Regions from separate parts of the Homo sapiens genome. Here region 2 is linked to region 1. The links are chromatin loops, found by intact Hi-C in ENCODE. Cell type or tissue: gastrocnemius medialis. All regions are shown on one strand. Links, peaks and the distances in the headings refer to the core of each region. The heading gives the core; the rest is flanking DNA. Region 1 has its middle 54 kb from the start of LINC02227. Region 2 has its middle 140 kb from the start of LINC02227.

Region 1 (2,923 bases), core at 295-2,794:
TGCACTCTTAACCTGTGATAAACATGTGCTAGCCTCCCTTTCTCTCTTTCCTTCTGTTTCTCATCTCATTTGCCATTGTATGCCCACATTTAGATATACATGTATAAATAGGCTTCTTAAATTCTCAGAATACTCTTCTTGTGGTAGATGCTACAAGTTCCATTTTGAAAGTGAAGGAAGCAAGGCTCAGAGAGATTGTGTAACTTCCCCAAAGCTACACAGCTGATAAGTGACTGCCCTGAGATTCAAAGCCAGGTATAAATGGCTCCCCAGAGCAGGTCTTTCTAGGTTCCCCCAGTTCTGTTCCATAGGCTTATTTTTATATTGTAGATGGGTTAGGTCCCCTCATGGTGTCTCCCAGTGCCTAGTGTTAAGGGTTCGGCACACAGTGAATATTGCTTATAATCCATGGGTTCTGATACAGCGTTGGCCTTACAGAAAAGCAAGCTCTACAGCAAAGACAACTCAGTCAAATGAGGCAGGAAGGAAGCCAAACACCAGCATCCTCATGGAAATAACTGTGGCTTCTGGTCATGGGAAGGAAGGAGGGCTGATTATTGAACCATCCTGGACACTTTGCTGCGATTTCCTCTGGTGGCTGAGGTAGAGAACGAAGAAAAACAACTTATCCTTTCTTTTGTAGACTCCATCACTGACTTTCTGGGTGACCTGGGCAAATCATTTAATGTCACACACTTCCCTTTCTTCATGGGTAAGCTGAGGCAGAAACAATAGTCGACAGCCCTGCACATGGACAAAGATTCATATAAAAGTCAAGCTCCTAAAATGAAGCAACACAGGCATGAACACAGGATTCTTTATTACTACAGGCAGAAGTTCCTGGAGGGAAATGAAAAAGGGGAGGGCCTTTACATTTTCCATGACAGGACTCAGCTGCCTTCAACCATCACTGTCAGGCAACATCATAGCCTTGATCTACTTCCCCCAAGTGAGTAATCAGAGGGCTGCAATGTCTCTTCATCCCATCTTTGCATTTTACACCCAAAGAGCTCACCTTGGAAAACAGAAATAAATAAAATGGCAATTAGAGTAATAATAAACCCAATATTTGTAAAACAACATGCAGTTTACAAAGACTTTTATATATGTTGCTAATTTGAATCTCACAATAACTCTTAGTGATGGGCTATTATCTCCCCCATTCTACAGATGAAAAACTGAGAGAGCTAGGAACCTGACTTCACGGCAGAGATAGGAATAAAAACCCATGTTTCCATTCAGTGATCTTTCTATACACCAGACTAGTTAATGATGATGACACACATCACTTGTGAAACACATGGGCCCCCGAACGGCCCCAGTTGTGAAATACTCACCTTGAGAACAAAATCTTTCCTACACAGTGCTATTACTCAATTGGCTTTCATTTCCAAAGGCCACAGGATTGTTTTTAATTTTCATAAAAGTCCAGTACGTGTATGCCAGCACATTCACTAGAGTTTCCCTCCTTGTCAGTTGGGCTTGAAAGTCAGAATCATGTTCTTGGTATTTTTTTTTTTTTCAACAATGAAGTTAACAGAATCCACTGTCAGATCCTTGGCTCTCTTTTCGTTACTTTTGGATGGAAAAGAGACATTTGAACAGGGGTAAAGGAAGGGACTGGCCAAGCTTAGGGACTGAAATTTGGGAACCTGTGGAATAGCCAGCCGTTCGCAAATACCTGCCAACACTGCATTCAAAATCACATTCAGAATTTACATGAATTGTCTGAGAAATTAACCTCTAAACCTATTCATTGCACTGGTAGTCCACTGGGTTCCCTTAAAACAGGTTATCCTGCACTACCAGAATAATTTATATCTGCAGCTGTAACAGTTTCTGTATTCAGGTAGCATGCTTAGTTTTATTTGTTTGAGTATTTAGAGGATTTTCAGGAGTTTGTGGGAAGCAATCATGAGAAGTAACTCTACTCGTTTTAATCTTCAAAAGTATCATTTTCTTGGGCTTATTATTCCAAACACACTGACTCTCCATAAGCCATCATCCTGTTACTCAGAGCTCACAAAGCCAATTCTTTAATTATGCAACAACAAACTATATTTAATGATGACCTGAGACCCAGAAAAATTCTGTCTTGATTTCTGAATCATTAAAGAACAATCCAACTGTTGTCAGTCCTGTAGGAAGTCAATGAATTGGGTCTCATCCTTTGGACTGCTCATCCATCAGAGACATGCATGTTTACTTTCCAGTCACCCCTACCAGGGCCAGCTTCATGGGTGTGTAACCTGAACAAGTTGCACTGAGCCCCACACTTAAAAGGCCCCCATGCCTCACTTAATGCTCTGCTGTTACTGTCATGAAAAATCTTAATTATTTTTTAACAAAGGCTCTGCATTTTCATTTACACTGGCCTCACAAATTATGAAGCCAGACCTGATCCCAGGAATATAAGTTCCATAAGGGCAAGATTCTTGCCTGTCTCGTTCACAATTAGTTCCTAGAATGGTGCTTTGTACTAGTCTTAATAAATATTTGTTAAATCAACGAATGAATGAATGAATGAATGAATGAATGCATAAATACCAAGATACTCGAATAATGAGAAGCTCCCATTCTCAGGAAACAGGGAGTTGCTCTCATTTACCATTTCTGTGCCCTGAACTCTTAGTTGAAACATTTCAAAGTTACGTTACAGGCCTAGATAACTGCTTAAGGAAGGAGATTTGGCAAGAAAGGGAGAAAGGGGGCCCAAGACGCCCAAGAGAGATACAGGCAAGCCTACTGAGAGACACTGCCCAAGGATACTGAGAGCAGAGGCATGGGGTGTGCTCTGTGGTCAGTGAGCAGGGGAGCAGACTCCTGTCTTTCGATGCACCAGCAGGAATTTTCCTCAATGTAAGCCAGGCTGCAGGAAGAGTTTTTCTGATTTGCAATCTCAATACTACTCCATGTCCCCCGG
Region 2 (2,923 bases), core at 254-2,753, 90 kb before region 1:
CCCAGGGGAAGGTATACATAAAAGCATGAATGCCAGGAGGTGGAATCCTTGGAGGGCATTTTGAAGACTGGCTGACACAGTGCCTTAGTAAGAGTTTTGGGGATATAGCCATGAGCTAAAGGGCCATCTAACTTATAGTCTAAGAGGAGAGACAGACATATATAAAATCATTATGTACCTAAATACATACCAACCAACTAGGCTAAGACAATGAAGAAAAGGTACAGTATGTATGAGAGACATTTAGCAGGAGACCTTAGGAGGAAGTGGAAGGGACAGGGATGCATTTGTGAGGAAGTTACATTTCAGTTGAAACTCAAAGCATGAGTGGTAGTTAACATTAGTTAAAATTATGGTGGTTGCCTCAACATGTTAAACATAGTTTCCTTATCACCTAGCAGTTCTATCTTTAGGTATAAACCCAAGATAAATAAACACATACATCCATACAAAAGCTTGTACATGAATGCCCATAGCGGCATTGTTCATAATAGTCAAAAAATGAAAGTAACTCAAATGTCCATCAACTTGTGAATGGATAAACTAAATGTGGTATATCCATACAATAGGATATTACGTGATGACTAAGAAAAAAACACTGATCCACGGTACAACATGGATGAACCTTGAAAACATTATGATAAGTAAAAGAAGTCATAAACAAAATACGACATATTGGATAATCCTATTTGTTTGAATGTCTGCAATAGGAGACAGAAGAGAGATGCAAAGTAGATTAATGATTTCCTAGGGTTGAGGGAAAATGGAAAGTGAAAGCTTATAGGTAAAAGGGTTTTTTAAAGGGTGATAAAAACGTTTTGAAATAGATGTAATGATGCTTGCACCACTCTATGAATATGCTTGAAACCACTGAATAGTCCACTTTAAGTGGGTGAATTGTGTGTATGTGAATTTTTTTCTTAATAATGAGGTTATAAAAGAGGATGGCTGGAAAAGCTTTGCAGCAGAAGGAACAACTTGAAGTGGAAGAGAATATGGTGTGCAGGAGAAATGGAAAGAAAGTCAATGTGTCTGCAGCACAGAGTAGAGGAGAGAAGTAGTGTTACATGAGGTGGAAACCAGACCCTGCAGGCTTTAGTGACCCAATCAAGGAAGCTGCTCTTAATCGTGAGGGCTATGAGAAGCCACTGAAGGTTTTTAAGCATGAATTTGCCAGATCATATTTGAGGTTTTCAAATTTAATATCATAAATGCCCTATAAAATAAAGCTAATATTTATATCATGAGGTGATTAACGGAGCAGGCAGAATAGTGAAAATCGTATTTTTTATCATTTTCCCTAGAGGAGTGCAGACACTGGAGTTTTGAGATTGTGCTTGAACCGTTAATCGTTAGAAGCAGCATACTTGGTTCACATGCTTTTCATCCACCCTCTGGTGTCCTACATGACTTCATATTGCTCAATGAGGGGACAGGCTAGATGTGGCCACCCTCAGGTGCTGGCCCCATGTTCTCATGTTGCACAGTTTTTGGGATTCTGGGCTTCACCGAGCTCTTTATCCTTGTCCAGATGGCAGAGCAGAGGAAATATCTGGTAAAATGTTAATTCCACCTCATTTAATGCAGCTTACATAGGTGTGGTGTAGTCGAGGCCTCTACAGGAAAAGCTGATTTCAAGTTCTGGCACAAGGATTAGCTGATTCACAAAAGATGTGAGTCTCCGTTTCTTCCCTGCACATCTGTCCTGTCTGCTTTTAATTTGGAAGCACCAGTTTTAATTTAGCGGCAGGACTGTAAACTCCATTTCTGTGAATACAGAATGACATACTTTGTGGAACGGGGGCCTCTGGCCAAGATCTGACTCCTAAGTAATTGATGGCTAGTGACTGGCTGAGAAATGCTCAAATGCAAACACTTCCCATGGCAAAAACCCTGTCGTATCAGCTGGATTACAAACGAGCCTTGCTGGGCTGCTGCCCATTGAAATATAGGCCATGTCTTTAACCACAGTCTCCAAAACCTGGAGGGAGCCTCCAGTTCATTCTAAACATCGATGATCTTTCCAGTCCACAGGTTTCCTTTGTCCTCAGACTTTGTCTGGAGCCTGTGGCCCAATGCACAGATTTCTTCATATTTGGAAGCCAACCATATCGGGAAGGAGGCTTCAGCATTAAGGGTTGTTTTGTTCTGGTGAAAAGGACACTCTTTTCATCACATTTAAAAACCAATTTTTTAAAATCTCACTCATATCCAATATTTTGTGTGTGTGAGAGAGAAAACACAGGCCTAAAGTTACATCACCCTTGTGGTTTGAGAAATCTTTTTCACAATATGTAGACTGTTTTTGGGGCTGGGATTTTTGGAGAAGGGGGAAAAATAGTGGGGCAAGAAGGACAGAGATATGAGACAGAAAATTAAGTCTTTCTGTAAACAAGAAAGAATGGATAAGCAAAGGGAATAAAATGGACAAAACTTCCATGAGTCTGACATCTTCTAGATACAGAGATAGCCGATACAAAATCCCATGATGCCTTTAAAAAATTAATTTAAGTCCACCAGTCTTACATCACCATTGAATCCCTATCACCTGTCATGGTGCCTAGCATATAGTAAGTTTTGATACATATTTTTAAATACATGAATGAGGAAATAAGTAATTATTGCATGCTTACCGTATGCCCAGCACTGCTGTACTCAAAGGGCATGGGAAACATAACTAATGCCACAGGGAAACTTATGGGGAGTCCAGTGTAGAATAATGGTAGGAGGCACAGAGCCCGGAGTTAGCTAGTCCTGGATCTGGGTTTGAGCCCTGCCTCTAACACTTACCAGCTGTGTGGCCTGGGGGAAAATTATTTAAGCTAATTGTTAGTTTCCTTTAATTGGAATGTGGACAATAATAGGACCTATTTCATGTGGTTGTTGGGAGGATTACTTGTGGTAAAGGTGTAAGGTGCTTGTG

What was found. A loop is a pair of places that touch in the nucleus more often than their neighbours do. Peaks named below come from ENCODE experiments on the same cell type or tissue, not always from the same donor. Only the 100,000 strongest peaks of a DNase experiment are listed, where the experiment ranks them.
Region 2: a loop joins it to region 1, with 2.5 times the contacts of the local background. A loop is called at or near these places in 1 of 110 quality-filtered maps.

The regions. Positions count from the first base shown.
Region 1 is chr5:158,462,559-158,465,481 of GRCh38, reverse strand. No RefSeq gene overlaps it. Among named protein-coding and RNA genes, the nearest start is that of LINC02227, 54 kb to the right of the region's middle. In gastrocnemius medialis, for the core only: no CTCF peak of the experiment used is centred there; DNase peaks (open chromatin) are centred at 873, 1,321 and 2,241; H3K27ac peaks cover 1,690 bases.
Region 2 is chr5:158,552,646-158,555,568 of GRCh38, reverse strand. No RefSeq gene overlaps it. Among named protein-coding and RNA genes, the nearest start is that of LINC02227, 140 kb to the right of the region's middle. In gastrocnemius medialis, for the core only: no CTCF peak of the experiment used is centred there; DNase peaks (open chromatin) are centred at 1,458, 1,808 and 2,068; H3K27ac peaks cover 1,524 bases.